3 separate regions of the Mus musculus genome follow, and regions 1 and 3 are each linked to region 2. A link is a loop called in an ENCODE intact Hi-C map of the cell type or tissue named here. Cell type or tissue: gastrocnemius. All regions are shown on one strand. Each heading gives the region's core, and the rest is flanking DNA. Links, peaks and the distances in the headings are about the cores only.

Region 1 (10,956 bases), core at 1,006-9,005, 170 kb before region 2:
CACGCTAGCACATAGCCACAGGCTAAGTCGGAGAAACCCAGTCCCCGCTGCTGGATCCAACGTGAAGAAGACGCTTCCAGCCACTGGAGGACCTATTTTAAATGTATTTTAAATGTTTCCCAGATAGAGAGCCTCTGTTTTCTTTGTGGCATTCCAGGGATCCCTGGGTGGGGCAAGGGCCTTCCCTTTGCTTCCCTGATTGTATCAACAGCATTGTAGGTGTTGTGACTTCCAACTGAATCCAGCCAATGTGTGGCCCTAAAAGGAGATCAGGGAAAGGGGGAGATAGGGGCTGAGGTAACTGATTTTCCTGCATTCCTCCATACAAGGCCATTCCAGACCAAGCAAAGATTATTTCTCTTAAAGAAGCTGGAAGGATTCCTGGTTACCTTCTGTCCCCTTGTCTAGTCACCCTTGAAAATCATCTCTTACTGCCAGGCCTGGCAATCCCACCAACAATGGAGGAGTGTTCCTCTTCCTCCACATCCTCGACAACATCTGCTGTCACCTGAGTGTTTGATCTTAGCCATTCTGACTGGTGTGAGGTGGAATCTCAGGTCACTTTGATTTGCATTTCCCTGATGACTAAGGATGTTGAACAATTCTTTAGGCGTTTCTCAGCCATTCGAGACTCCCCAGTTAAGAATTCTTTGTTTAGCTCTGTAGCCCATTTCTTAATTGCTCTTTCTATCTCTGAAGAATTTAGTTGGAATTTTAATGGGGATTGCATTAAATCTGTAGATTGCTTTTGGTAAGATGGCCATTTTTACTATGTTAATTCTACCAATCCGTGAGCATGGGAGATCTTTCCATCTTCTGAGGTCTTCTTTGATTTCTTTCTTCAGAGACTTGAAGTTCTTGTCATAACGATCTTTCACTTGCTTGGTTAGAGTTACACCAAGATATTTTATATTTTTTTGTGACTATTATGCAGGGTGTTGTTTCTTTAATTCCTTTGTCTTTTGTATAGAGAAAGGTTACTGGTTTGTTTAGAGTTAATTTTATATCCAGCCACTTAGCTGAAGTTGTTTATCAGGTGTAGGAGTTCTCTGGTAGAATTTTTGGGGTAACCTATGTATACTATCATACCATCCACAAATAGTGATACCTTGACCTCTTCCTTTCTGATCTGTATCCCTTTGACCTCCTTTTGTTGTCTAATTGCTCTGGCTAGAACTTCAAGTACTATATTGAATAAATAGGGAGAGAGTGGGCAGCCTTATCTCGTCCCTGATTTTAGTAGGATTTCTTCAAGTTTCTCTCCTTTTAATTTGATGTTGGCTATTGGTTTGCTGTATATTGCTTTTATTATGTTTTAGGTATGGACCTTGAATTCCTGATCTTTCCAAGACTTTTAACATGAAGGGGTCTTGTATTTTGTGGAAGGCTTTGTCAGCATCTGAGATGACCACGTCATTTTTTTTCCCTTTGAGTTTGTTTATATAATGTATTACGTTGATAAATATCTGTATATTGAACCATCCCTGCATCCCTGGGATGAAGCCTACTTGATTGTATCTCAGCAGTTAAGAGCACTGACTGCTCTTCCAAAGGTTCTGAGTTCAATTCCCAGCAACCACATGGTGTCTCACAACCATCTGTCTGTCATGGGACTTTGATGACTTCTTCTGGTATGAAGACAGCTACAGTGTACTCACGTACACAAAATAAATCTTGAGAGAGAGAGAAAGAGAGAGAGAGAGAGAGAAAGAGAGATAGAGAAAGAAAGAAGAGAAAAGAAAAGAAAAGAAAAGAAAAGAAAAGAAAAGAAAAGAAAAGAAAAGAAAAGAAAAGAAAACCATGATCAAGATTGTGACACATGGTCACTGGACAAAATGTCCCAAAATGGCATTATTAAGTAAATAAGGCAAAAATAGCTTCCTAGGAAGATGTGGATAAATTAGCCTTGTGGCAGATAAAGTCTCCCCCAAGTAAGTAGGGAAGAGCTATGAACCAACAAACAGGAACACTAACAAAACCTGTTCCCAGAGACTGGGAGGCACATGAGCAAGCACAGAAAATGATTGGGAAGAAAGGCATGATGGGAAAGATATCTCCATAAAGCACTCATTTCAATCTTTTCTAGTAAAATCAAAAGGCTACTCTAGAATGCAGGTCAAAGACAGAGACAAAATGGACAGGGAAGCCCCCTTAGTGATCTGCTCAGGCAGCACCAGGCTTCGTCGGTTTTCATTGGATGAGCCTTATCAAAACCTGCACATGCCCCAAGCTCTAGCTTCCAGGCAGTGAGCTTCTGTGAGCACAGAACGTTGAAAATGAATCGTCCGGTCACTTGTTATCTTGTAACTGCCAGGAGCAAAAGTTGTCTTTGAAAAAGCTTCATTGTTGGTTCTTAACAAGAGCGCTGACCCTCTCGTCAGAAGTAGACCACCTTGCCATCTTTTAATTAGATCTTTTATCACATCTTCTTATCTCCATCACACTTCTGTTGGATGCCTGTGAGGGAAGGATGTCTTCCTAGAGTCTAAAAATAACAGGGCAGTAATAACTGCAGCAAACACTTAGTATGTTCTAGGAAACTAGGAGATGCTGTATCTTTCTCCAGTCTTCACAATGGCCCTGTAAATACTCTGTTTGAGCCCATTTTCCAGCTTTGAAAGCTGAGGATCATAGAGTTTAGGCTGCTGCTTGTAGGGGGAGAAATGGAATATGAAGCATGGAGCCCTAGAGTGCAAGCTTTGAAGCACAGAGCTACACTGTAGAGGTGGCTGTTTACCCTCACACCCCACCCACTCCCTCTAAGACCAGGGGACTGTGCTCCAAAGCCTTACAATGGAGGGAAATGCCAGTCACCGTGCACGTGTATCCCATGGAAACTTTTGGAAATAAAATTAGGGCAAAGTTATGTTTAAAGTGAATGAACAAACCCAGTTTGTATACGCTAAGAGCCGGTGTCGAGTCTCTCAGATGAGCCTTCGTTGTTTCAAACCAGCCTTCACCATAACAAAACTGGTTTCGTCCACACATTTGAAACTAACATTCCCCCATTAAAGATTTCCATGAAACATAGTTCTTGCTATTATCATGATGCTTCCAGAGATGGTCCTCAACCTCCCATAAACTGAGTAATGGTGAGGCAGTCGAATAGCCATATACCAGGAAAAGAGATAGCCTTCCCAGTGCAGACACCATTCATGGTCATTTCATTGGGTCTTGTCTTAAACAAAGTGTATTGATTGCCTCGTTTGGTGCTCAGCGTGGACCCCTGAGTTAGGAGCTCCACTCCGGTGGAGATCGTACAAGGAAACAAGAAACCATGTAATGCTAGGAGGTGGAAATGAGAGTGCTCTAAGGTACAGGAGACAAAAGCCGAACTAACGCTTCTTTTTTTTTCTGTTGCTTTTTGACTCAACAACGACAACAACAAAATGATATTTTAAAAGAGAAAGAAATATATTTTTTCTATAAATTTAAATTCAATAAAACTCACACCTTTATTATGAGTAAGCACGTCCTAGCAACGACACTGATTTTTCAGAAGCAAGGACAAACTTAGAAGCATCTTGTGAGGGAAGAGGACAAGATGCTTGCTGCCAAGTGTCCTGTTTTACATTTCACAAATCCAACCTGACTTCTCCCTCCCCCTCCTTAATCCCCTAACCTGCATTTTCCCTCTCAGAATCCTCTAACCCCCATCCTGTCTGTATCACTCTCCCTGCCTGGGGGAGGTCAGAAAGAACTGGGGAAATGTCAAAGTCTCCACATCTTTCCATCTTTCCATGTCATACACAGTAATCAACATACAACAAGTCACGTCTAAGGAACAAGAGGTCGCATTGATAGCACTTTAACCAGAAATCTTAATCAGATTGCTAACTTGCAGCAAGAACAGACGATGTCTGGTGATGTGAGCAAAGCCATAGTGTGTGCCCAGCCACTCACATAGGAGCAATGAGGCAGTCTTCGCTTTGCTCCTCTGGAAGCTGAGAAGGAGCCTCGGGTAGACTTTAGCAATAATGAGTTACTATCCGGAGGCTCAGCCTGTCAGCACAACAGAAGCGCTTCCTGGCACCAGATTGCATCGTGCTACCTGCAGGAAGCAACCTCTTCCTGCTCTTGAGGTCCCTATATTGAACAGTGTTTGGCGACAGTAGTTACTTGCGGAACAAACTGTCCTGTCCATGAGAGGAGAGCCAGAAGGACAGTGTGAGGAGGAGCACCACGGATCTACAGCTGAGACTTGGTCATTGCTGACTTCCGGAATGCCTGAGTGCTCCTTCGGCACCTATGCAGCCAAGAAAAGGATTTTGGTATCTGCAAGATGAACACAAGGCCAGTACTTTAAGACAAAAGGTTTGTAAGGACAATGGTGATAGGTTTTCAAAGCCAGCACATGTTATATCTTCACACACACACACCCATCCCAAAATTATATATATATATATTACATAGCACAATCTTGAGGCTTGGCACATATGCTACACCAAAAATGTTCTGAGCATATAATAAGGTTGTGCCAGTACTATATGATGACCAGCAGCAAGAGGGCTCAGGGAGAGGACTCAGCCAGTGATGTCAGTGACATGCTGGCTACAAACATGAGAGCTGGAGTTCAGATCTCTAAAACCCATGTAAAAGTTGGGGATAGTGGCATATCTGTAGTTGTGGTACCAGGGGAGTGACATAGAGTCAGGCTTGTCTAATCAATTAGCGAGCTCCTGATTCCATGTGAAACTATACCTCAAAAAATACAAAGGGGAGGGGTGACAGAGGAAGACAACTGTTGTCAACCACACACACATGCACACATACACACACATGCACACATATATACACATATACACACACTCACACATACACATATACACACACTCATACATACACATATACACATATATACACACATAAACACACACTCACACATACATACATATATACACACATATACACACACTCACACATACATACATATATACACACATATACACACACATACATACACATATATACACACATACATACACATATATGCATATATATACACACACATACACATACTCACATACACACATATACACACATACACACATATATACATACACACATACACACATATATACATACACACATATACACATACTCACATACACATATACACATATACATATGTACACACATACATCTACTGAAGCAAGTCTTGGGTGAGCCCTAAATAGCTACATATTATAATTCTTTACATTAATAGGTTAAGTATGTACCCCCCAGTTAATAACCACTGTCCGAGAAGGTATTAAGGTCAGAGGAGATTAAGACCAAGCTTTAAAGAAAAGAAACAATGAGGGAGAATCTGGGTATAGGTTGACTACCTATACCACAATTCTGATTAATATAGGAAGTACCACAATTCTGATTAATATAGGATCAGAACCAATTCATATTATTTCAGTGTTTCCCCGCGCACTGAAGAATCTCCAAGGAATTCTCATGAAGTATGGCATTTCTGGAGTATTATATTGATAACATTTTTCTTGTACAGATTTAACCTACCATTTCAGTAGAATGTATCTACACAATGCGACACATTTAAAAGGAAAGAACACACTCTTTGTCTTGCAGAAGGCGAATGAACATAAAACTGAAGCTCCAAGCACTGTGGATATTCCTTAATTATGAAAACGGAGTTGAACTCATGTTTGTTTTTATGTTCTAAAATAAATACAAATTAGCTGTCATCCCGGGTGCCACTTTAGCGCTCTGCTGAGCTACCACTAGAGGGCACTATAAACAGACCACAGCACAAAGAAATCCCCTAGACCTTGACTTCCTAGTACTGGCCTTGTCTACGGTTGCCTTACTGAGTTTTAAACAGTTAATGACAGGAGTAAGAAGATATTCAACTTTGAAAGCCAGTTGACTTCTTCCCCCATATCTAGTTTCCCCAACATCTTCATGAATATGACCTCTGGAATTTTCGCCATGATGTGCAAAGAAACATTAGGCGGCTCTTCCTGAGAGAGAGAGTTCAGAACCAGATAGTTCCCCTCGGGTTTTGTTTACTCTGAGACTTTTCAAATGTTTTATGATGCATCAACAAATTATAGAACGATGCACATCTATGTGCTTACCCTGAGATTTAACTAGGAGATACATATATTTATTCTAATCTTTTAAGAAAGACATTACGGAGGCTGAGAAAATGGTTCAGTGGGTTAGCGTTTCTATTCTATAAGCATGAAGACTTGAATTTGAATCCCCAACACCCTTATTAAAAAAAACAAACCAACTGGCAGGGCTATACATACAACCACAACATTGGGGGAGGAGGGAGCAGAACGGCAGATCCCAGAAGCTTTCTGCCTAGCAGCCTCGCTGGAACACCAGGCTTCGAGTTTAGCGTGAGACCTTGCTTTAAATGAACCGGGTAAAGTGTGACAGGGAGACAGATAATGGCCTTTGGCCTCTGAGCAGGAATGCGATCGATAGATAGATAGATAGATAGATAGATAGATAGATAGATAGATAGATAGATAGAATCATAGAGAGGGTTTAAGTCTTTTGAAACTATGTAACCTAGGTCCACTGTTTCTCTGAGTGGACCACTACTGAGAATTGATAGGTGTCCTCATCCTTACATGGAACAGGCCTCCATTCTTATTACAGTCATCTTTATCTGTGGAATTAGCATCATGGATTCAAGTAATAATAGATAAAAAATTGCTGGGCAGTGATGGCGCACGCCTTTGATCCCAGCACTGGGGAGGCAGAGGCAGGTGGATTTCTGAGTTTGAGGCCAGCCTGGTCTACAGAGTGAGTTCCAGGACAGCCAGAGAAACCCTGACTCAGAAAAAAAAAAGAAAGAAAGAAAAAAGAAAAAAAAAAAAAAGAAACCTAGAGATAGTCTAAAATACATGGGAGGAAATGTGTGGGTTATATGCAAATTGTATATGTAGATTAAATGCAAGTCTATTTTATAAGAAGAGACTTGAGCATCCACAAGGGGTAACTGCCAAAGGTCCTAGATCCAATTCCCCATGGGTACTGAGAGATAAACAGTACCCATTGTTACAGTCTGATAGGTACCGTTTCTTTCATTCTGTTTGAATTGTTTTTGTCCTCCGGCTGGATTGGAAATCACATTTTCTTTCTATTCTTTTAGAACTTTATTTTCAGGTCAATAAAAAAAATGATATGTGTGTGTGTATATACATATACTGTATTTAAATCCCTCAGAGTACTTTAGTATGACCCCCATGTTCTCTTTGCTTGTACGTAGATTCCATTGCCCCCACCTCTGTTCCCTTTAACATCATTATTACCCAGCACTCAAATAATTTCATTCCAAATTTTTGAGTGTTGGTAGTGGAAGGAGCATTTCTCTTGATCAGCTCCACCCCCCAACCCCCCCACGAAGTTGCTGGAAATTAATAAATAACCTAATGATCTTTCTTCCGATCTATCTGAGTATCATTATCCCTTTCATTTTTGGGAGACATGTTTAGTGGTTTGTAATTTCATTATGTCTTTCTGGGTACTGTTAACACTGGGTATATTCTGCCTTCACTGCCTTGGAAACAACAATACACCTGTGGTGGCTTGAATAAGAATGGCCCATACAGACTCATTTATTTCAACACTTGGTCCCTATGTGGTGGAAAGGGTTGGGAAGGATTTGGAGGTGTGGCTTTGTTGGAGGAGGTGTGTCACAAGGGGGTGGGCTTTGACGTTTCAAAAGCCAATTCCAGACTCAGATTCATATTCTCTCCTCCCCCGCCCCCACCTCCAACTTTTGTAAGATGTAAAGCTCCCAGCTACTGCTTCAGTGCCATGTCTGCCTGCCTGCTGCCAGGTCCCTACCAAGCTGGTCATGGACTCACTCTCTGAAACTGTCCACAAGCCCCAATTAAATACTTTCCTTTAAAGGTTGCCTTGGTCATAGTGTCTTACCACAGCCAAGAAGTGTAACCAAGACAATGTTCCAATCATACGTCTGATTTCTCATTCTTTCCAACCTTGCATCCTCTACTATAGAACAAATTTCTTCTCCATCTGTCCGTCAAATCCTCTGTGTTTATTTCTTTGTTGTGATTTTTATTACACCTGTGGGCAACTTTTTCTCTTCTTTCCTTCTAACCAAATACTGTTCTTCATAGTCTATTAAAGAATTAACTGTAAGAGCCTCATGCCAGCTATTCCATATCCATCACTATCTCTTGAAGTCTGTCACACAATTTAACATTGGTCATGTGCTCTGTTAAGCCTTGTCTTATTTAAGGATTACTTTTCCTATATCGGAAAGCAGGATGTGGCATCTATTGGCTCTCTCATTTAACTGACAGACATAATAAGTTTTGAATTTTAGTTCATGTACAAAACACTTCAGCAGCTATTTACAAAGCCCCTGTGATGTTTATAGAAATTTCTCTGGGCTGGCTTTGCGAGTGGCTTCCAGGTTTCTCTTCTACGTCTTCTTATCATGTTTGCAGTCATTCACATATCCAGTGACGATGAATGTGCAGGTCTCTGTGTGCCATACATTGTGAAAAAATGCAAAGATTCGGGGTTAAGGGGTACAAAAGCTACCCAACCCACTCACACTCACACCTCAGGTGTGGTAAAATTTAGACCCAGCTGTCTGAATATGTATATTACTTACTGGCCCTGTGGCTATGTGATCTCCAAGCTTTAGTTTGGTATTTACATAATGGCAAGTGGAGCAGCACTCATTGATAAGTTTCACTGGAGAAGAGCAAAAACAGAGATGTGTGGATCTCCAGTTACCCGACTTGAGACAGCATATGGCAGTCTGTTGACCTGCATATCATACTTCCAAAGGGAGACACATACTTGCCACACAATTGGTAAATTGTAAATTTCAAGGATGGAAAAGTCCTGGCTCCATCTTGGCATGATCAGCACCTGGAATTCGATGACAGTAAGATGGACGGGATGGCTTTGCTTTTGCCTACAACACTACCCAGCATAGCACTGGGGGCCGAGGATAGCAGTGCCTGCTGATCTGTTTGCAAGATCAGGAAGCTGAAAATAAAAGCCGTGGTAGAGCTCAGCTCAGCTTTTATGCCTGGGAAAGCCCAAGGTTTTATGAAAGGACTCAGGCTATCTGGGCTTGAATCTCAGTTCAGCCATCTGCGAGTAGGCAATAAGGCAAGCCTGGCTTTGGGTTTTTTTGTTTTGTTTTGTTTTTTTTCCATGAAACTTGGCAGTCAGCCAGCTCTTCTTTTCTGGGAGGTCAGCAATCATTTTTAAACCAATTAACGCTCTCTTAACTTTCATCATCTGTGACACAGGGATGAAAATAGTTTGGGTGGCATGAGTTTTAATTGTTTGTATAGAATATGCATGACAGAGAGGCTGAACGAGGCCCATATGGACTGCTTGCTTCCTGGCTTGCTTGTTTTCTGTACTGTTACCCAGCTCAAGCCTGAAGCTACAGAATAGTCTCTCCCTGGGTTGGCTGGCTGGGTCTTCCTACATAGATTAACAACCAAGACAATTCCCCACAGACCTACCCACCATCCAATTGGATCTAGAAAATCCTCCATGAAGACTGTCCTCCCAGGTGATTCCAGGCTGTGTCAACTTGGCAGTTAAAGCTAACCAGTGTACTTTATCTGCTGTTGCTCTACACATTGCCTCTCCTATAAAAGAACCATTTGAAAACCTGAGTTCCCAAAGATGGTCTTTTTCAGGGGGGAGTAGCTGAAGACAACACCATCTTTGCAGAGAGCTAGCCAGCATTTGAATAAATCTAAGATCTTCCCCATTAACCCCCATTTCTCATGTTTTCATTTTCCATGTATTGACTCTTGAGTGATGAGGAGTTGGATTTAGGTCTAGTAACAAAACCGAAGCCAAATCACAGCATACCTTATGAGCCGTGGTGAGGCACATAGAATAAGACAAAAAGGAATTTATAGCATATAGATATTGAGGTTTGGTCTGTTGCTATGTATTGTAATGCTAAATTCTATACCAGAAGGTCTAGGCCTATGAGTGACTTCTCATATTTAAAAGATTTTGTTGTGCAAACCTTGTTCCTTGACTTAAAAGTTAAATAAAATTGGATATAGCCAATTACTGGAGGGATTAGGGTTTGGAGTGACCTAGTTGGAGGAGAGACCAGGGGAAAAGGAGGAAGAACAAGAAGAGAGAGGAAGCCACTATGAGGGGAGACAGACCAGAACCATGAGCACGTGGTCAGGAGAAACAGCAAGTATCTGGGGTATACCACTGGGGAAGTAGCAAGGTGGGGAGTTAGAAGAATACATTAGGGGTTACATCCCAGTAATTGTCAAAGCCAAATAAAATAACCAAAGTCTGACTCTCATTTACTTGTAAGCTAGTCAGGGATAAGCTTAAATTGGTTATGCTACATTTTGGCACCCAATGTGGGGCAGGAACCCACGACCTTGAGGTTAAAAGTCCTATGCTGTACTGATTGAGCTAGCCGGGCTTTTCACCACACCAAGCAGCCCACCTCAACAGGATTGCGAAAGACCAAAGGGTGGGTCTAGGTTCAGTGACGACTATCACCCTGCACCACCCGAGTGTATTGTTTAGAGACATAGGAAGTAATAAAGATTACACAGGTATATATTTATCTTAATAACATGAGGGTTAAAGGCTCGAAAGACAATAATTCTCAAGAGGTTCATCAATAAGAGACCAAAATATGGGTGGATAGACTTGGCAACAGATGCTTTTAATAAGGATGGCAACCTGATGATCCACAATCTTCCTAACTACCCCTCTTTTTTGTGTCAGAGAGAAAGGAAAAGTATAAAATGGGGGGGGGGTTGTTAACGACAGGAAGGGTGAACAGTGGACCTTAAACCAAAGCACCCCCTCTACCGACTTCCTGTTTTCCATTATCATCTCTCTCCTCTTTTGAAAGCGACTTCCTTTCTGTTACTCGCTTGGAACTTGTTTTTTTCTTTTTTTTTTTTTTCACTTTTACGGATGGATATGAATTATTCA
Region 2 (10,956 bases), core at 920-8,919:
TGTGTGAGTGTGTGTGTGTGTGTGTGTGAGTGTGTGTGTGTGTGTGAGTGTGTGTGTGTGTGTGTGTGTGTGTGTATGTGTGTGTATGTGTGCATGTGTGCGCGTGCACCTGTGGGTGGGTGGGCGTGGTGAGAGTGCTCCAGGGTTCCCAGGCCCCTTGGGAAGGCCTTGTTGATCTGAGAAGGGGGAGTGACCAGAGTTGGAGTATTTATCCTGTCTGTTTGACCTTGCTTGGATTGGTCATCATCTTAGTTTCTGTGTTGTTGGGGGAGGGTCTTAGAAATAGACCATACCGAGGTCTATTTCTTTGCTTCTGTCAAGACCTTTGTGGTGCAGACAGCAGGACTAGTTATAAAAGAAGTCCAGACTGACAGCCCCTCACCAGTCCTTTCTTTTGGTGATAACAGACCCCGTCTCTCCCCAGGACAAGGACGGTCTTCTTGAGACCTCTCAGAACACTGAAAAGGAGACGCGTCAACAAAAAGCTTTCTGAGTTTCAGGCTGTGCTTGCTTCCCATTTGATTGTCAAAAGGCCAGATCCAGGGCCTTACCCAGACCAGGCAAGCTCCGTACCGTGTACTGACTCTTGTTCCCGGCCGGGCTTGCGTTTTCTAACCTTAGAGGTCTGCCTTACAGCCGGTCTACACACGCATGCCTCTATTATACAGGAATCCGACTTAACACAAAATTACATAATTGCTTATTTTGAGAAGCCCTGTCCGTCCTCCAGTGCGTTTGAGTCATGACAGAAAGTTGAATTGTGTTCTTGTGCTCCATTTAAAAAAGCAGCAAATTCTATAATAATACCATTATCCTGACGCTTACTGGGAGATGGTTATTTGAGGAGCGCATAAAAAAGTCATTTGATCTTAGGGGAAAATACATGTCAGCTTAATTACCTATATTCTACAGGTGAGGAAATAAAAGACCAAAAAAAGCTAAATATAGTAGTGCTACGTAGAGGGAATCTTCTTACATTAAATTTATTTTCTATGGTGGTGAATAATGATAATGTTATTTTATCATTGGGATATGTTAAAAACACAACTTTGGGGTAGGCTGTCTTAATTAGAGTTGCCTGGTACTGTATTCTGAGGCTTATTTTTAATAGAAGAATAAAGAATCAGTTTCAATTTGTTACCATTAGACAGAGCTGTGCTTCCTCAGTGAGTTCTGAGGCTAGCAGGCTTGTTCCTCTGTCTGGGCTCAGTGACACAGCGCCTTTGAGAAGATTCAGATCGTAAGAAACCCTTCCTTGCTAAGAACCCGCTTTCATTTGTTTGCTTGGTCCAGGTCAGTCTTAGTTGTCTTAAGGGCACAGCCTGCGGTCGTCTGAGAGAAGAGGCTTCGGTTGGGTCATTGCCTAAACCACACTGGCCTGTGACAGAATTTGTGCGGGACCACCTTGGTTGTGAATTAGTCCATAAAGGGGCCCTTAAACACTGGACAGCAGCATCCTTAGTCAGATGGCCCTGGGTTATGTTACAAAGGTAAGTAAGCATCCTGGACATCACCACCCTTATTAGGTGGCCCTGGGTTCTGTTGGAAGGTTAACTAAGCTTGAGCCTGCGTTCGAGCCAGCAGGCAGCCTTCCTCTGTGCCTTCTGCTTCGAGCTCCCGCATCAGGGTAGCCTTGACTTCCCTCCGCGATGGATTGTGACCTGGAAGTGCCTATGTCAAACTCACCCTCTCCTTCTGTTGTTATTATTGATCAGGATCTTAACCAGAGCCACGGAAAGGAAGCGACCATGGTCTGCAAGTATTTTCCAGTAGCCTGTTGTAGGCATTAAGGCTGTGATAGCAGACTAGACACTTACTAGTGCTGTAATTGTGGCAGGTGGCACACCTATACCAAACACTTGCAATGCAGTGTGTGTTGGGGGCTCTAGAACAGGATGAGAGTAAAGCGTTGAGTGAGTGTGGATAAAGGATGCCCAGTGGACCTCAGTGTGGACTTTTTGGTGCCTTCTAATTTTGGAAGTGTTCCTCTCTGTGTGTATGTGTTCTCTGTATATTGCCAGTATAAAATAAATTTAAGGTAAGTCTAAAATGTGAGCATCTGGTGGTACCTATTGAGATCATTTAGTGGCTTCGGAATGGCAAAGCACCAAGGGCTGGGGGTGTTGCGTCAGTTAGCGACAGGCTTGGAAGGCGCACTCAGAGGTGTGTGTGGTCTTTCAGGAACCCAGCCTTGTCTCTTGTTGCTTCTCCTTTTGCAGTGCTTGCTAGAACCTTCTTGTCCCGAGCAGCCTCTCGAGCTCGAGATGCCCATGTTTCAGACTCCAGGAAGGAAGAAGGACAACAATAGTCTGCCGGTCTTGTTTAAGGAAACTATCTCAAATGCCCATCCATTTCTGTTCTCAGACTTCAGAACATAAACAAATGGTCACATTTAACTGCATGCAGATAAGGCCGAGTTTTCCCCACTGGGCTGTGTATTCAGAGCGCCTCCCCCCCCTCGTCTAGAAGAAGAACCTCTTGCTGCCCAAAATACCTTGTCAGTAACTGTGGGAAGAAGGCTGATGGCACAATTTTATTTGCTTAGCTATGCTAACATTTGTGTGGAAAAGAGATTTTTTTTTATTAGTTACATACAAACCTGTGACTATCGAGGTGATATTTGAACTGGGTCAATGCTGCGGATGAAGTTCAGATCCAGTGTGATGTCTCTAAGAATACCTGTTCCGCCCACGAAATACCCTTGATTTTCTGCTTTGTCCCAGAGACCTGATTTCCTTGAGAGTGATTTGGAAAGCACTTTAACACGTACTCAAGGATTTTCTTGTTCTTTGAAGTGGCGCTTAGTCTGTGAGGTTGGCTTAATGTCAGGGTGAAGTTCTTGAGTAAGAACTGCTAACGAATATGAATTTGTAACAACTCTGAGATGCCAGTGACCTCTAGTGCCCGTTGCAGCCCTCACTGGGGAAAGTGACTGCACACCAGTCAGCCTTAGGTTTTCTATTCCCCGTTTGTTTCAGAAGTCAGGGGCTTTGGGGATACCACCTGGCAGTGTCCTCCTTCCTTCTTTGACCCCCCACCCCACCCTGTTGTCTTTTGTTGTTGTGTATTGTAAAACCAGTCCTGGGGTGAAGTGTTTTTCAGCTCAGAGTTTGAAGCTGAGCGTGTTGGCCTCTGGAAAGCAAAGGGTCACTAGCCCCGGGGCTGAGGTTAGCTCTAGCCAACCAAATATCAGGGTGCTTCCTCTTGCCTTCCCACGTTGTTAAACTCAGGGATAAAGTGATGACCGTGATAGCAAGGATTAGCAGAGTAATGATTTGGGAAGAGTAGTCAGGACTCTCCTTTGAATCCTGGTCCTCACCCAGAAGAATGTACCAATTTCAAGGATGGAGAGATGGCTCAGCTTTTAAGAGCTCTTGATTTTTCCTGCAGAGGACCTAGTACAGCTCCTAAAACCCACAGGACAGCACACAAAGGGTCCATAACTCCAGTTCCAGGGAATCTGATGCCCTCTTGTGGCCTCCCCTGGAACTGCATGAACATGATGCACACACATATATACATGCATGCAACACGCCATACATAAAAATAAACTACATAAATCTTTTTTAAATGAAAATCCTACTTTATAAACTACCACTACTTTAAATATATGCTAACACTCTTGTGACTTCATTTTATTTCATTGCATTTAAAATGTAGATCCAATTAGAATTTGTTTTAAGAGTCAGCTTAATTTGTGGGACTATATTTGCCCTCTTATTTGTGGGGCTGTCTTCTTATTTTATAATTCATTTTCATGTTTTTAGAAATACATATGGGCATGATAAAATCCCAGATAGACATTCTGTCTTCATAGATAGAGAAGTTGGGAAGTAATAAATACCAAGAGAAGGCCAGAATATCTCTTAAAGAAGTCTGTTGAACCAGATGTTTCCCATATCATGTGAGTTCAAAACTTCAGTGCCACTCAAACTGGGCCACACGCCATGCATTACTCATTCTGACCTTTAGTGTTAAGTTTGTCCTGCCTGTTAACAAAGGGTTCACCAGTTCTGTTTTCTTGAGGCAATTTGGCCGACTGATAGGAGGTGGCAGAGTCATACGAGACCTAGGTGATAATGGTAGGCTTAAGATGGGTTACGAGATGAGAGCGTTTCAATTGCACAAAGAGAAGGTGTCGTAGTGGGTGCCGGCCAGCTTTGTGATCAGGAGGAGACACCGACACATCATGAAGTAGGATTTCATAGTAAGTGTGACCCCCAGAGAATTGTCTTAGCTCTGTCTGGCAGTTTAAGCTGACTTGGAGATCTTTTGTGCTCAGAAAGAAATCGTTTTTGAAGTATAACTTATTATTGTTTTGGTAGCTGGTGCTCAAGTTCCAGGTGGGAGGGTGTGCCCCCTGGTGGCTGCTGTGCGTCAGTACCACTGACTATTTAGTTCTTCACGTCTAGTTGAGCAGACTGAAGCTAGATCTTGAAGCCCTGCGTTCATTAAGCTGCTGTGCTGGGAGCTGATGTACAAAGATTCCAAGTTCAAGGCCAGAAGATATCGCTATGATGGTAGTTCAACCCTTCATAGATTCCAGAATTTAAGGGTTAGCAAACGAATACTCTTTCATCCAGGCAGACAGTAGAAAGTGGACTGTAATCTCTGTCCTGCCAATGGTTAATTGTGATGGAGAAGGTTTCTATGCCACCCAGGTCTGTGGGAGTTAGACATTGAATTTCTTTGATAAAGATGTCTTCCGATTTTAAAAACAGATAGACCATTTCTACTTGTGACTCAATCTTTTGATATCCTTGTGAATTAAGTTGAATTATTTTCATTTAGGAGAAATAATTATGTTCATAATACTTTTAATTTTTTTTCCTATTTAATTATTTTTAATTAAAATTGCATATAACTTTCAAATGGTAAAAAAAAAATCTGCCACTCCTTTTTCTGTTAATATATAATTTCTCCTCTCAAACAATAAATGTATGCTTCCATAAATCTTGGTCTGTTTGTGTTCTAAAAACATAACTGAACCCATTACTCAATAGCGTCTAACTATTTTTCAGTCTATTTTAAGTGCTTTCCCATGTTATTATGTTTTAAAGTGTTATGTATAAAGCCGAATTTTTTTTATCCTATGTCGTTTAGAGAAACTTGTATAGAATTAAATTCTTTTGACATTAGCCTACAAAGTCAACCAAAGGGGTACCTGAGGCATTGACGCTAACCTTCCAAGGTCTTTGCGGATCTCGTGAAGAGCATTGTCTTTTCATAGGTGTGGATTGAGAGCAATTTTAATACGTGGGAGTTGGGTTAATAATCACCTGAATTGTGTCTATTAGTATTAATTGGTGTTTCTAAGCACTTAGAGCATATTTGCTCAGTTAAGAAAACATAATTTAGTGGATTATTTGGGATAGCTGTTGTGTCCTGGTTCCGGATATTCTTGGTTAACCTGACTTGCTACTCTTGGTAGTCAACTTGACTACATCTGGAATTAACTAAAACCCAGCGGGATGGGAACAACTGCTCATTTTTTTCCTTTCTCCCTTTTTGCTTTTTTCAAGATAGGGTTTCTTTGTGTAGCCCTGGCTGTCCCGGAACTCAGAGATTCGCCTGCCTCTGCCTCCCAAATGCTGGGACTAAAGGTGTGTGCTGCCACCACCCAGCTAAGAGCTTCTTTTTTTTTTTTTTTTTTTTTAAAGTGGGAAGACCCACTTTTAATCTGGATCTTTTGAGTTGGGGAGCTCTCCCTTTAGTCTGCATTCTACCTTCTGGTGGCAGCCCATAGAACAGACATGGATGAAGGAAGCTCTTGTTCTCTGCCTGCTTGCCCTCACTCTCACTAGCCAGTCCATCCTTTCACTGGCATGAGAGCAGAGCCCACTTCTTTGGGATTCTGGTATATACTGAAGACCAGCTGAGGAAGCCAGCATTGTGGACTGAACAAGTTCTACATTCTTAGGACTTGTATTGGTAGACAGCCATTGTTGGATCACAGCCTGGAATGAGTTCCTGTGTGTTTGTGTGTGTGTGTGTGTGTCTGTGTATGTATGTATATATATTCCTATGAATTCCATTTCTCTAGAGAACCCAGAACCCTGACTAATATAATAGTCAGCTTGTAAGAATTTAAGAAGGCAGGGCTTGTTTTGAGACCCAATGTTCCTTTTGGCATTTAATTATTAGTAACTGTGAGTAAGACTCTCACATTTTCTTAGTTCTTTAGTCATACTACCAAATAAAAGTCACTTCTGCCCCTGTATTCAGGTTATATTTGCGCTTTCCTTTGTAAGGTGCTAACTGCTAGCAATCAAAGATACTTCTTGTGTTCTCTGAGTTTGTTAAGGTCCACTAGAGGGCACCCCTCACTTCTTTGGGGTGTGGGGGATATAAAACAAGTTTAAGTGTATAATTTTATTTTGCTTTTTGGGAGCTAGCCCTGTTAACTCTCAGAGTAAATCCATCTCATTTCTTAAACTGGGACCTGAGGAGGCTGTCGTTGATGGCTTTTAGATCTGTAGCCTTGATGGTGAATGTTGTGATGTGGGGTGGAGATGGCTATGGAAACCTGGTGGCTAAGACCAGCTGACTTTCACAGTTTTAAGGAGCCCTTTGTACCAGAAACTATTGTATACCTATTTTGTGTGTGTGTGCGTAATGGTGATAAAACAGACAGACCTTGGTTACCTGAAGGGAGCCAGAGAAGTATGTGACTCCAAATAATTCGCAGGGAGAATGCAGTGGGGGAGGTAGGAGTCTTTTGAGGGTCTTTTCTGTCTGTGGGGAGGGAGGGTGAACTAGAGAAGGCATAGCACTAAGGAGAGAGACTACATTTTCACACAGCTACTTGGTGGAGCCTTTCTTGGACTTCTTGTTTGTTTGTTGTTTGTTTGTTTGTTTGTTTGTTTTTCAAGACAGGGTCTCACTGTGTTTCCATTTGCTGGCCTAGAACTCTTGGGTATCTGTGCATCTCTGCCTCCAAAGTGCCAGGATGGAAGGCATGTGCTACCATGCCCTGGCTGGCCAATTCCTTTGTAAACTGAATCTGTCTGTCTTGATTCGAAGCTCACTCTTTGTGGACCTTGCTCAGGTAAATGCCTGCCCTGGAGCTTCCAAGCCACTCTTTGCCACCATAACAATGATTGTACAAAAGCACCAGGAAGGCCTAAGGCGTGGTGGGGCTCAGTTCCCGAGAGTTTGGTCTGTGTTGGCCTTGGATGGGATCTGACTGTGTTCCAGGAGGTGGCAGGGACATATAGCCTTAGCCAAATCCTCTGAGCCCTCGTTGCATATAAGAAGCACCCCAGTTCTTTGTTTTTGTTTTTTTGTTTTTGTTTTTTTGGTTTTTTTGAGACAGGGTTTCTCTGTGTAGCCCTGGCTGTCCTGGAACTCACTTTGTAGACCAGGCTGGCCTCGAACTCAGAAATCCGCCTGCCTCTGCTTCCCATGTGCTGGGATCAAAGGCGTGCACCACCACGCCTGGCAGCAGCCCAGTTCTTGTTAGTAGCACAGCTTAGGCCCACCCTAAAGGGCACAGTTAGACAAAGAGGATAGAACAACAAATCAGATTAGTGAGATGTAAACAAATCCCCTTGGCTGCAGTAGATAAATAAGAAAGGCCTGGGAAAGTATACTTACCAATGTGTGAGTTTTTCTTTTAGAAATTGTACTTTGTTACACCAACTCTTCCTAGTTCTCCAATCAAGTAAATTCTGTTTTCTGGTTGTCTAAGATTCTGCTGTGCGGGCCATCAGGATTTCCTGGCTTATCGCCTTACCCCGGGGTAGCCACCAGGGGGCGGGTGCAGTCAGCCAAATACTGTGCAATTCCCCTCAGAGGATGTGTGCTGGAACTGGTAGTGAAGAAAATACAAGTTATCAGGGGAGGAAAAACAAAACCTTGCACTCTTAGTATGACTTCAGCTTATTAGCCACCCCCACAGGCTTTTGCTATACGCTGAGTCTGGTTTTTCTAGGCAGGCCACACTTGAGCGACTGAGTTCCAGAGTCTGTCACCTCATGGCTCACGTCTCCAGACACTTGGAGAAGGCTTAGTGGAGGAATGAGTGCTGACATCTGAGGTATGACCACTGACAGCCGAGGTGGCAGAAGTGGCCTTTATGCTATAAGACTGTCAAAGATGTCCCTCCAGACGGGAGAGGGTGTGACCCCTCACAGACCCTTCCACGTGCTTTTCCCAAGTGGAAACAAATTCACCTGAGGGATGGCGAGTCACAGGCTTCCGATTCATTTCGGATTCCCAGACATCCGCTGGGCAGCACCTCTCCTCTGGCCAGCCGCCTTTCCCCCAGGCTCCACAACCTCCCGAGTCTCCTTTGATCATCTCTGGGCTCTGACTGTCTCCATTTTGCTTGTCCAGCTCGTGAGTTCATTTTTAACTTGCTTGCTACATTGAACTCTCGTCACTAAAATGGATGTGGTTTCTGCCTTTCTGACAAGTTTTTCAGGTTATCGTTTTAACTCAGCCTCGTTGTCTTCTCTTCTGGGAACATTATCTGTTTCTTAATGCCTCTCTTAGTGGGCCTTTGACTTTCCTTCAGTCCTTTTGTTGGAACCATAGCTTGAGTTTTCAGGAGACAACAGAAAGCCTATCTTGGTTAGGGCACTAATCAGGTGGTAAAGTTCCTGGACATGGCCAGGGACTCCCACTTAATTTCTAATAATAATAATAATAATAATAATAATAATAATAATAATTCAAATCTAGGTTTGGAAAATGTGTGTTTTTACGGAAAGCAGGCTAACTACCCAGGCTTGCCCTGTTGGGAGCATGCAGAGGAGAGAGAAGCCAGGATGTTTCCACGGGTCACAGAGAAAAAAAAGTGGATTCCAAAGGGAAACAGGAAGAGATACAAACGTGGAAAAATTAAAACGAAACAGATGGTTGCTGGAAGCTTCTAAGAGGAAGTGTTTGTGGTGTATTTTCTTGTTTATCGGCATACTACAGAGTTCACACCCGGAAAGTGTACAGGAAGTGTTGAGGCTGCGTGGCTTTAGGATGTGCGCAGCCGTCACGGGGTCACGTGCTTTGTCCTGTCGGGTGCCCTAACGCGGCTGCCCCACTGCATCTTTGGCTGTTCGGGAGAGATGAGCTGTGTTGCTTGACCTGCCTGAGACATTCCTACTTACAAGACTAGTTTGTAGAACTTAGTGATTCTGTTACGGTTTTTAGTTCACCTCTAACCTGAGATGTAGCAATGCCCGTCTTAGAACCTTTCAGATAGATGGTTCTTTCGCAGTGACTACCAGCCAGTCTTCCAGCCTGGAAGACTTTCCTTCGTCATTTAGTGAAGGAGCCTCACAGTAGTGCCAGCCTCTCAGAGGGCCAGAGGATGAAGAGAAGACAGTGCAGAGCCTCCTCGAGGCAGGGAGGGTAGTTGGCTTAGCCATGCTCCCTTGCTTCTCGTGGGAGACACCCTGTCACTCGCACAGGCGTGGAGGGACCCTCTTGCCGACAGTCTCTTTCTTTCCCTGATGGACTGGAGAGAGGATGAGCCCGGACCGCTCAGCCTCCACACCCACAGAACCAATGTTCTTTCTGTCGTTTGGAAAGTTGAACATCCCTAATCCCCCAGCCTGGAATCAGCGAAAGAGGAGACATTTAAATCCCATTTAATTGCCTGCCCGTGCCTTTCCCACTGGCTCCTGGGCCCTGAAGAAAAACGGCCACGCCAGGATTCTGAGCAGAGTTACTGTGATTCCTTCCAGGCCTGGCTAACTAACTGATCACATGCAGTACGCGTTCGTACCTAAGGACTAATTAATGCCTGATGACGTCTGTTGCTCCAACCTTGCTCTTTTTGTTTCATTATTTTTTCTTTCCTCCAAAAAGATGGATATATTAAAAAAAAAAATCTCAAGAAGTAGGATGTATCTGCTGATTAAAAGTTTAAATGACAAAAGCTTGTTATAAGTGAAAAAAAAAAATGAGAGTCCGCTCCCGCCCCCACCCCAGTCCCGCCACTCCCACTCTCAAGGGGCAGTGACAGCGGTCACTTTCACACTGACGGTGTCCAAATTTTCAATTTCAGTCCCCAGGTCCCGCTTGAGTTCCACAATCCAATCTCTAACTTGCTGAGCCTAGATGCTGATTTATAACAATTTCTATTTTCCATCTCGCTGTTTGTTGTATTTACGTATTTGAGCCACGTGAAATCCTTTGGAATCTTGGCAGATGGACCCAATCCATAAGTCCAGCCATCAACTGATTAAGTTTTAGTCTGCCTGTCCGTCTTCTGCCTGTCTGTCTTGTTGGCTCCTCGAAGTAAATCCCTGCTTTTTCTCCCTCCCCCTCCCCCCCAACCCTTTTTCCTCTTGAGATCCACCTTCCTCTCTGGTCTGAACTCTCTTCCTCACAGGGCAGCGCTGTCTAATGAGAGAGCTGTCCCTCTAGGCTGCAGACGATCGGTCGGTCACCTCTGTGCATTCTCACACTTCGGCTGCTGGAGGTCAGCCAGCCCCTCCTCGGACTTGGCCGGTTACTCCGGCCTCTCGTCCCAACAGCACTCTGCTGAGACTTAACTTCCTAAACCCGAGGCTCCTCAAGTCCCTTCCCCGCATGGCCACAAACACATTTTATCCTAATGCAGTTGAAGCCCTCACCACATCTGGCTTTGACTTCTTGGTTTTCCTGCGGCTTGGTTTTCCGTGTGCTCAGTGCGCCCCCTGTCCTGGGCAGTCAAGGCTCTGCTCTCTGTTGAGGTATTTATTCCTCTGGCCTTCTCGTTGCAAAGAGAGGCCTGGCTTGCGTTCTATATTCTCCTGGTCCTGGTGCGTTCTCAGTGTAGGGTGTGGCCATTTTGCCTGTGTCAGGATTATAGTTTGAACCCCCGCTTCCATTCATTAGAGGTGGTTTTGTTCTTGTTTTCTTTCGAAAGACCGTAGGACTTTTAAATGCCATTTAATGCTCTGTAGTAAGTCCTCGGGTAGACCCTTCTTAGATTTTTCTTGAAGCTTTGCTTTGAGAATCTTAATCGTG
Region 3 (10,956 bases), core at 946-8,945, 600 kb before region 2:
ATACCTGTAATCTTGCTCTTAGGAAGTTGAGGCAGGAAGATGGTGAATTAGGCTATACAGTAAGGCCTTCAGTGAACAAAAACAAACAAACAAATAGAAGGGATTTTTTCCCCCTTTCTTCTCTCGGTTCTTTTTAGATAAGTCTGTAAATTTGAAAGCATTCATCATGTTTTGATATTTTCCTGGGCTGGTAAATAAATAAAAAAAAATAACGAAGATAGAACATTTTCTGTCTGTAGGGGCCTTAAAATTGAATGCAAGATGCTGAATTAAATAGAGCAATACACCATGAAAAAAAAAGGTTATGGAGTGATCTTTGACGGGGCGGGGGGGGGGGATTGTAGTCAAGGAGACCACAGAGCTCCCATGAGTAATGGAAGCCCAGGTAGACTGAGGTAGGTTGAAGCCAAGAGAAGGAAATTCCATTTGGGTCAACGATGCTTCTTCTGTTTTCTCTAGCTCTCAGGTATACTCTCCATTGGCAGTTTCACTTGAAGTTCACCAGTCATAAAGTTTTATCTCCGTCAAATACTCCAGCAAATTAAAAGAGCTGTGTCTGAGCATCCCTCTGCAGAGCCCTCAAAAATATTTGGGGATTTCAAGTCTCCCTAGACTCTTTGGCTATTTCTGGCCAGATGTTGAAACTTTGTTGGACAAACAATGCTTGTTCAAGAGGCTAAGGTCACAATCAGGTTGTTTTGTTTTGTTTTGTTTTGTTTTGCTTTGTTTTGTTTTTAGAAGAGCTTAAACAGCCAAATAAGCAGAAGGCGTAGCCCTACAGAACCCAAAGGGCTTAGGTAAGTGAGAAGATGCCTGTAAGTGAGAAGATGCCTGTTATGCAATTTGCTCTTGTTGTCTCTTCTGTCCAAATATACAGAGCCTCTTTTGTAACACAACAGCCTTCTATTTCATTTGACTGGATAAAGCCAGCTTTGTACAAGGAAATTGAGAGCTTGTCAACTGAATTTTGCCTAACCCCACTAGAACACAGACTAAACCGCCATTTCTGTTTCTTTTCTTAGAAGTGAGCTCTAAATTCGGTTTTATTTCATAGCATGCACTGGGCATGGGACTCGGTCAAAGATGACACTTTAAGGTACCAGATTTTCATCAAACAAATGGCGCCCCCAAGTGGCACAGCTTGTTTCAAGATCCAGCATCGTTCGGCGGTTCCTTGGGAAACCAGTCTTTTCCTTTTTAGAATGATTATTTCTGATTGTGTGTACGTGGATGTGTTTGTGTATGGGTGCCAGCCGGAAGCCAGAGGCACCGGATGCCCCTGGATCAAGAGTTAACCGATGTTTGTGGTCCACTTGACGTGGATGCTGGGAACCCGGCTCAGCAACCCTGCAAGAACAGTTAGTGCTCTTAACTGCTGAGCAGTACTTCCAGCCTTTAAAGTCCTGATTCCTAGAAACTGGAGAAATTATTTTGAAACAAGCACATCATCGGTTAGGTCTCTCACCACCATCACCTCCGCCGCCGCTGCCGCCGCCACCACCACCACCACCACCACCACCACCACCACCACCACCACCACCGCCACCACCACCGCCGCCATCATTACCAGCATTTTGTTTGCTGGCTAAGCATCCTCCCTATTATCAAGCGACATCTCCAGCCCCAATGGTATATTATTCTTTAAGATGGCTCTGTGAATTCTTCAACTTTAGCTTTTAGTTTCTGGAGAGCTTGAGATGTTTCTTCCTCCTCGCTGCCATGAGAAAGTAGCTTAGATTCAAACGCTGATGTTAGTAGAGGCATCTAAACTTTTGATATGATATCATCTACAGATGTGTTGGGACATATTCACAGCTATTGCGGGATGCAGGCAGCCCAAAGGCTGAAGCATGGACAAACCTGATTGGATGGTTTCTCATGTGAAGGGCTAGGCTAATCTAGAATAAACATTCCCAGTTGAATTAACACGTAGGCAAAGAGAGGACGCTAGAGAAAATGGGTAATAATTTGAATCAGCATGTGCAGGCCTTGGTCTTTCTGCAACACGTGTGGTCTTAGGAAGGAACAATGGCTTTTGCGTATGTGGGTGGTAAACGATGCTGAATGCCTTGATTTAGACTGCAGTGCCAATGATGGAGTTACTGGTGGAATGAAGAGGCACGTGAGCTGTTCTTTCTCAAGGCTGACTTTGAACATCAACTCTCTGAGGCAGCGCAAGTTGATGGAAAACCATCCAGCAGACCTCCGTTCTCCAGTGGACTGGGAATGAAGTCAGTGGTAAGATGGAGCAGCTACGGGGTGTGGCTACTCTCATTGCTACTCTAAGGAGAACAAGGAAGTTGCCGCTGTGCTGGCTAGACCTGTACAGGTAGCCACGCTGATATAGCAGACAGCATGGAGGGCCTATGCTTCATGCTTTAGTAAATGTCTAAATGTGTGTTTGAGGGTCGGGGGTGGGGGTGGGGAGAGAAGGACAGCACCCGGAAAGGGTAAGACATACTTAATAACTCTTGCAAAGACAATACTCAGCTGCACTATTCACGTTGTCCACTAGAGGGCGGGCCTACTCAGTATTCCCCATCTGGAATCCCAGAAGTAGATAGAGTTCACTGTCTATACAGAGTATCAGGGTTCCTGCAGGAAAAAATATCCTAATATCTCCGACCAGATATCATTCTTGTGACATGAAATCTCTATCTTGCACAGTGCAGAGTATTTATCAATATTTTTGACCACGAAAAGCCAGCAGACATGACAGTAAATAATCTCCAATTGCTAATTATATTCTGGGGAGGAAAAATTACCCTTAACCGACAATCATTTGCATATTGTATTTCAGACTTGTGTATTAGTTATTCGCTGTTATAAGGCTCAAACATCTCTTTTCTCAAGACTCTTGTTTAGCCAAGAGCCAATGAGCAAAGCTGTAAAAAGACACAAGTCTCCACAATTTCCCAGATACAGGGGGTCTGATTAGGGCTGTCATATATGATATGGGGTTACATCCTGTTGGCACTCACTATGTGCTCTCTGTGTCTTTCAGAGTCTTCCTCCAAGAGTTCAGACCACAGGAAGCAAGGTGTTTTGTAAATTGACTTTACACTAGGGGTTGTGGTCATTTGGAATTTGACATCAACCACTGTGTTGATGGATGTGTGCATTTAAAATGAGGAACTGGCCTGGAAGAGAATATTGTGTAAGAAAGTGAGTCTGTAGTGTAAGAACTGCAGGGCCCGCAGAATCTGAAGACAGAGCTACTAATAGTATTTATCCCAGAGAGCCACTAAGTGAATTAAACACTGTACACGTGTCTGGAGAAACGTGCATACTTTTGAAAGTCTCCCACCCACAACACACACACACACACACACACACACACACACACACACACACACACACACTGTTTCTCAGTGTAGCTCTGGTTGCCCTGGAGCTTGTTCTATGGGGCCAGCCTCTCCTGGAACACAGAGATCCACTGATGGCAGATGGAATTAGAGGTGTGTGCCACCAGGGTCTGGCCCAGCATTGAAATGTCTTTTGTTGTGAGGGAGTTTGGCAGTTTGGAGACAAAGTTGCAAGGTCGACTTCCAATTAGTCTCCATTGAAAGGAAGATGGGTGCTAACCATGAGTGAACAATATCATGGTTTGTTTCTATTTTAGCAACAGTCAGTGCCATGTTGTCTGTGTGTCAAATTGATTAAAGATGTTTATATAACAGAGATTACGGTAGTATGTGTTACCACAGAAACAGAAGGAAAAAGTGAAAGCAGCTAGGTGTGTACCTCGAGTCCCCCCACTGCGGATCAAAATAAGCTCAACAAAAGCATCAGCTCACGGACCTTAAATACACACCATAAAGTATACCCACACCACAACCCGTAGACACTTCATGACTACCATGTATAACATTATTTCAGTATTCATTCTAGTAGTGATGCATACCTCATTAATTCATGGACATATAACTGACTACGTTGGATTCTAAATGGCAATCTAAATCTCCATGGATAATTCCTTGTCTCTAATCTTTAATCATTATTAACAACACTTCAATCTATTCAAGGCAATCTACTTAAAAAAAAAAAAAAAACGTAGGTTACAGCAGTCAGAAAAAAATAAAACTAAAAGCCACCCAGAAACAGTCAGAAACCCATGATCAGCACTGCCTGTCCTTATGTTTAACACTGTGCTGGCTTTATTCAAAACACAGTTGCACAAGGGTATCAGCTCCAGGGTCTTTAAGGACTTCACACACTATATACACATATCTTGCGCGTGCCCTGACTCGCCAGCAAGAACGACGCTGCAACAGGATCCTTCTGTACACGTTTATTGGGAGAGCTTGATTGCAGAGGCGAAGAGACCCTAAGCCCAGAACTGGTGCTGCTTATATAGGCCTAGGAGAGGCGTGTCTCACACCTGGATTGGTTATGCATGGGTTGTGCTTACCACCTCATTTGCATGCCTACATCTGATTGGTTAACTTGTCTCTCATCTGATTGGTTAACTTGTTTCTCATCTGATTGGTTAATTTTGGTTAATTCTCAAAACCTCATCTTGGCAAAAAAACTTTACTGCCTATGTATGTGTGGTGGCCAGCGGTAGCCAGCACCACCCTGCAATGGCACATGTGGCTTCCCACACACACATAGTACGAAGAGTGCTTAAACAGGACCTGGAACTTCTACAGAATAGAAAACCCACCCTTGCTTATTTGCATAAAATGCCGCCCACAAAGTTAAATATGTCTTAGTGGTTATCTGGAGGCTTTATAGTAAAATCCTCACTAGTGTAAATCCTGCATCAGACACAGAGACAAGATAGAGGACTGACCCAGGGCAGGATTTTTTAAAATTTAGTTTTAAAACTTGCATTAATGGGCGGGGGTGCACGCCATAGCATGCAGGGGATGGCGAGGACTACTTGTGGGGTCAGCACTCTCCTCCCACAGTGTGGGCCCTGCAGATCAAGTCTGGATCATTGGGCTTTGCAAAAAGTGCTTTTAACCACCAAGTAGTCTCACCATCCCAGAGGTGAGATGTTTGTTTGTTTGTTTTTAGAGCAGACAAAGTAAGTCCAAATCTCCCAGGCCAGTGTTCCACGTCGCACACTTGGCAGGTCTCTGTGCTTCTCATAGCATAGAGAAAGTAGAGGCTTCTGAGCTCCGGGCCCTGTACCTGGAGTAGTGAACAGACTCTGGTTAAGTGCACCTCTGCTTTTTTCTTAGCAAATCCCTCCCTGCGTTTGGATGTTGTCCAACTCTCTCCTCCCTCTTCCTTTCCCCCTCTCTCCCCCTCTCTCCTCCTCCCTCACTTTTTTCCCAGACAAGTCCGAATTCTAGAACTCCCTTCCCTAATCTTAAGATCTTTTTACCCTACAAGAGATACTTGTCAAATCCCAACTCTTTGGCGCGGTCCTTACACCTGGTCTTTCTTCCTCTTAGCAAGCCGTCTGTCCATTCTGGGCATGACAATGACATTTCAGTCTCTGGACGAGGTAAGGATGCTTCTCCCATCTAGGGTGGTTCTATCCTTCAAATGGCATTATCAGCCTTCCTCTATCTCTTGTTCCACCTTTCACGAAACCTTTCAGCATCTCTGAGCACTCATAATAGACCTCTTCATGTAACTGTATCCAATACATCTCATTCTCTCTCCATCAGGACTACCTCGGGGTTAGGAACGCAGCTGCGCTCTACTTCCTGCAGGTGGCACCAGAGACACGTGGATCACAAGCAGGCGGGAGAGGGTTGTGGAAAAGCCAGCAGGCCTCAGAAATGTCTGAGGGAGCACAAACTCTGGTAGCTGGGGCTGGGGCTGGGGCTGGGGCTGGGGCTGGGGCTGGGGCTGGGGCTGGGGCTGGGGCTGGGGCTGGGGCTGGAGTAGGGCAGGCAGGGGTCCGGCAGGGCATGACTGAGAGGTGTTCTCCCTGGGACTCTCCTCTCACCCAATTGCAGGGAGAAAGTAGGACTTAGTCATATATGTGGGTTGAAGAAGGGGAAAGCAAAACAGGGATAAATGGGTCTTTGGAAAGCTCAGCTCAACAATTTCCTCTCTTCTCTGCATTTCTGAGAGATCCCCAAATGTCTCGTGTGGCTTCTTACGTTTCTTTATCCAGAAGGCAGCTTTGTGTTAGCATGCATATTCAGCAGAATTGCTGCTTTCCCTAACGAGGCCTGGGGCCTGTTGGTATTGTGTCTGAACCCCGGGCTCTTCAGCAGGGGAGGGTGCTGGAGACAATGTCTAGTTGTCCTATCACCGAGAAGTTCACGTATTGAATGCCATAAGCTACACAGGAGTGTTGTGACTCAGCGCCGGGCTTCTGTGTGGGACCTCCATGCAAATCTCACGAGTGGGTCTGTGGGAAACAGCCCACCATTCAGACCAGCTATGTGGATTTTCACCACATATGGTATACAGGTCCACATTCCAGCCAGTGGCCTGGAAGATACTCAATTCCGAGACAATATAGACGGAAGATAGGGTGTCTGACCCTTAGAATTTATCAAAATGGGACGATTAGGACAATCCCCATCTTGGCTATGAAGAGAGTCATCTTTGTGTGCTCTGGGCTACTGCAAGGGCTCTGTAAAAGTTTAGGTACAATGAATGGCCCAGTGATTCAAGTCATTGTGGAATGTCAGACCTGGGAGGGACTCTGAGGACTACCTCCTTTTATGAACTAAGGCCTTGGGAATGCCAGAGGTGGTTTGACCTCTATAATGCCATAAAGCCATATGATAGCAACATTTTCTGCATTCCTTCAGTGGGGAGCTATTTCCTGGTGGCGGCACAAGAAGAAGCGATAATCAGGTGAGATATGAAGGCTTCTGCAGCCAAATTCCTCAAGTGTATAACATACCATGAGCTTTCAGTGTTCAGTCTCTCTGTCTCTGTCTCTCTGTCTCTGTCTCTCTGTCTCTGTGTCTCTGACTCTCTCTGTCTCTCTCTCTGTCTGTCTCTCTCTCTGTCTGTCTGTCTGTCTGTCTGTCTGTCTCTCTCCATATGATTTCTGACCTCCTTCTCCTCCTTTGTCCCTACATGCTGCTTTTTCTGAGGAAACTTAAAGCCCGTGACCGTGTCCCCTGGGTAAGTTGAAACCGAAACTGAAGTTCTTAGTGCTGGTAAATGACACATCACCGATATGAACTCTGGATTCTAAACATGGTGAAAGAAGAGACTAGTGATTCTTAACGAAAGGACTGTCGTGTAGGAGGTGAAACACAGTGACGGACGGACACTTGCTACCCTTGCAGAAGACCTGAGCTTGGTTCCCAACACCCATGTTGGATAGATCATAACTACCTGTAGCTCCAGATCTGATAGCCTCATCTGACCTTTGTGGCTACTTGCACACACACACACACACACACACACACACACACACACACACACACTAAAATAAATCTTAAAACAAATCAAAACAAAAAGACTGTCCTATAGCCAAAAGTGGCTGAAATAATAATTTGATGTATTTTCATTTTCGCTTCATGAGCAGCCAACCAAGCGGGTCGTCGTCTTTGCATCTGTGAATCTCTCTCCTGATCGAGGTTTACACCTCTTAGTTTATAAAAGCTGAGGGGGTTCTGTCTATGTTCTTTCTCCTTGAATCCCTTGGAGAGCCAAGGAACAAAGCCAGAGCAGAAGCAGAGGGACCAAAACAGATTTCTCTTCAAATCAAAAGAGATTACCATGAAGTAGGGATAATGTCTAAGAATGACAGGACAGAAAACATCATGACCATTACCACCACCACCACCATCATCATCACCACCACCACCACCATCACCATCATCATAAAAGGTGTTGTGAAACATAATTAAAGCTGACCCCGAGGAAGGTGACAGGGACCTTACTGCTAGACTAAAATGGGCCTAGCCAAGGGTGAAAGACCCGCCTATGGGCTGAGCTCAGGTTCACAAATGCTTCAGCCTCAATCAGAGAGAATCCACTCCTGTCTGTGTGGTGCGGTAATATTTTTAAATATGTAAATTTCTAGATCTTTCCACACTTGGGTACTCCATTCTCTTCTTGGTAGTTTTAATGTCTTTGAAAAGTATAACTTTTTACTTTTTAATATATGTGTGTTCATGTGCTTCTGTGTGTGTGTGTGTGTGTGTGTGTGTGTGTGTGTTCATGTATATGTGTATGGGCAGGTGAGAGCACACACGTGAAAATGTACATGGAAGCCAAGGGGCAAACCTGAGTGTCATCTTTATAAATGACATCCACTATCAGATTTAGGATTGGTAAAAATCCTTTCCCAATCTGTTGGTGGCCTTTTTGTCTTTTTTTTTTTTTTTTCCATTTTTTATTAGGTATTTAGCTCATTTACATTTCCAATGCTATACCAAAAGTCCCCCTTACCCACCCACCCCCACTCCCCTACCCACCCACTCCCCCCCTTTGGCCCTGGCGTTCCCCTGTACCGGGGCACACAAAGTCTGCGTGTCCAATGGGCCTCTCTTTCCAGTGATGGCCGACTAGGCCATCTTTTGATACATATGCAGCTAGAGTCAAGAGCTCAGGGGTACTGGTTAGTTCATAATGTTGTTCCACCTATAGGGTTGAAGATCCCTTTAGCTCCTTGGGTACTTTCCCTAGCTCCTCCATTGGGAGCCCTGTGATCCATCCATTAGCTGACTGTGAGCATCCACTTCTGTGTTTGCTAGGCTGTTGGGAGCCGCGCCCACATTCGCCGTTACAAGATGGCGCTGACAGCTGTGTTCTAAGTGGTAAACAAATAATCTGCGCATGTGCCGAGGGTGGTTCTTCACTCCATGTGCTCTGCCTTCCTCGTGACGTCAACTCGGCCGATGGGCTGCAGCCAATCAGGGAGTGACACGTCCTAGGCGAAGGAAAATTCTCCTTAATAGGGACGGGGTTTCGTTCTCTCTCTCTCTTGCTTCTTGCTCTCTTGCTTCTTGCACTCTGGCTCCTGAAGATGTAAGCAATAAAGCTTTGCCGCAGAAGATTCTGGTCTGTTGCGTCTTTCCTGGCCGGTCGTGAGAACGCGTCTAATAACAATTGGTGCCGAATTCCGGGACGAGAAAAAACTCGGGACTGGTGCAAGGAAGATCCCTCATTCCAGAACCAGAACTGCGGGTCGCGGTTATGAAGTGTTCCCACAACACAGACTGTTAAGAAGGATTCAACTGTATGAATTCAGAACTTTTCAGCTGGGGAACGAGAGTACCAGTGAGTATAGCTTTACGAGGTAAGCCTGGCCTTGAACTTTCTAAGGAAATTCAAGACAGTCTATCAGAAGTAAAGTGGAATATGTTTGGCCTTGAATTTTTTCTGGTGTTAGGAGCCCTTTTGTTCCTTTTCACATGTTATCAAGTGGTTAAGGCAGGGCGGATTCTAGATGAAATTCAGGACAAGCTATCAGAAGTAAAGTGGGGAGAGAGAGTAGGAACAAAGAGGAAATATGGTACACAAAATAAGTATACAGGCCTTTCCAAGGGTCTTGAACCCGAGGAAAAGTTAAGGTTAGGTAGGAATACCTGGAGAGAGATTAGAAGAAAAAGAGGAAAAAGGGAAAAGAAGAAAGATCAATTAGCGGAGGTCTCTAGGAAAAGGAGCCTGTGCTCATCGCTGGATGGGCTCGGGGAGCCAGCTCTTAGTAGCTCTGAAGCAGATGAAGAATTCTCCTCTGAAGAAACAGACTGGGAGGAAGAAGCAGCTCATTATGAGAAAAAAGGGTACCAGCCAGGTAAAGTGCTAGCTAATCAGTTAAGGAAGCCAAAAGCGGCTGGCGAAGGCCAGTTTGCTGATTGGCCTCAGGGCAGTCGGCTTCAAGGTCCGCCCTATGCGGAGCCCCCACCCTGCGTAGTGCGTCAGCAATGCGCAGAGAGGCAATGCGCAGAGAGATGCGCAGAGAGGCAGTGCGCAGAGAGGCAGTGCGCAGACTCATTCATTCCCAGAGAGGAACAAAGGAAAATACAACAGGCATTTCCAGTCTTTGAAGGAGCCGAGGGTGGGCGTGTCCACGCTCCGGTAGAATACTTACAAATTAAAGAACTCGCCGAGTCGGTCCGTAAATACGGAACCAATGCTAATTTTACCTTGGTGCAGTTAGACAGGCTCGCCGGCATGGCACTAACTCCTGCTGACTGGCAAACGGTTGTAAAAGCCGCTCTCCCTAGTATGGGCAAATATATGGAATGGAGAGCGCTTTGGCACGAAGCTGCACAAGCGCAGGCCCGAGCAAACGCAGCTGCTTTGACTCCAGAGCAGAGAGATTGGACTTTTGACTTGTTAACGGGTCAGGGAGCTTATTCTGCTGATCAAACAAACTACCATTGGGGAGCTTATGCCCAGATTTCTTCCACGGCTATTAGGGCCTGGAAGGCGCTCTCCCGAGCAGGTGAAACCACTGGTCAGTTAACAAAGATAATCCAGGGACCTCAGGAATCCTTCTCAGATTTTGTGGCCAGAATGACAGAGGCAGCAGAGCGTATTTTTGGAGAGTCAGAGCAAGCTGCGCCTCTGATAGAACAGCTAATCTATGAGCAAGCCACAAAGGAGTGCCGAGCGGCCATAGCCCCAAGAAAGAACAAAGGCTTACAAGACTGGCTCAGGGTCTGTCGAGAGCTTGGGGGACCTCTCACCAATGCAGGCTTAGCGGCCGCCATCCTCCAATCTCAGAACCGCTCCATGAGCAGAAATGATCAGAGGACATGTTTTAATTGCGGAAAGCCTGGGCATTTTAAGAAAGATTGCAGAGCTCCAGATAAACAGGGAGGGACTCTCACTCTTTGCTCTAAGTGTGGCAAGGGTTATCATAGAGCTGACCAGTGTCGCTCTGTGAGGGATATAAAGGGCAGAGTCCTTCCCCCACCTGATAGTCAATCAGCTTATGTGCCAAAAAACGGGTCATCGGGCCCTCGGTCCCAGGGCCCTCAAAGATATGGGAACCGGTTTGTCAGGACCCAGGAAGCAGTCAGAGAGGCGACCCAGGAAGACCCACAAGGGTGGACCTGCGTGCCGCCT

What was found. Hi-C counts contacts between places; a loop is a spot of excess contacts. Peaks named below come from ENCODE experiments on the same cell type or tissue, not always from the same donor. Only the 100,000 strongest peaks of a DNase experiment are listed, where the experiment ranks them.
Region 1: it touches region 2 in a loop (17-fold over the local background); 37 of 42 quality-filtered maps call a loop at or near these places.
Region 3: a loop joins it to region 2, with 5 times the contacts of the local background. A loop is called at or near these places in 14 of 42 quality-filtered maps.

The regions. Positions count from the first base shown.
Region 1 is chr13:113,687,833-113,698,788 of GRCm38, forward strand. No RefSeq gene overlaps it. Among named protein-coding and RNA genes, the nearest start is that of Hspb3, 30 kb to the left of the region's middle. In gastrocnemius, for the core only: no CTCF peak of the experiment used is centred there; a DNase peak (open chromatin) is centred at 5,724.
Region 2 is chr13:113,861,634-113,872,589 of GRCm38, forward strand. The region is part of intron 1 of Arl15 (ADP-ribosylation factor-like 15); the gene reads left to right. Among named protein-coding and RNA genes, the nearest start is that of Arl15, 73 kb to the left of the region's middle. In gastrocnemius, for the core only: CTCF peaks have their summits at 3,480 (motif pointing left), 4,359 (motif pointing left), 6,305 (motif pointing right), 7,737 (motif pointing right) and 1 weaker place; DNase peaks (open chromatin) are centred at 3,472, 4,363 and 7,749; H3K4me3 peaks cover 1,047 bases; H3K27ac peaks cover 1,728 bases.
Region 3 is chr13:113,264,309-113,275,264 of GRCm38, forward strand. No RefSeq gene overlaps it. Among named protein-coding and RNA genes, the nearest start is that of Cspg4b, 23 kb to the right of the region's middle. In gastrocnemius, for the core only: CTCF peaks have their summits at 1,130 (motif pointing left) and 5,644 (motif pointing right); DNase peaks (open chromatin) are centred at 1,133, 2,506 and 5,673.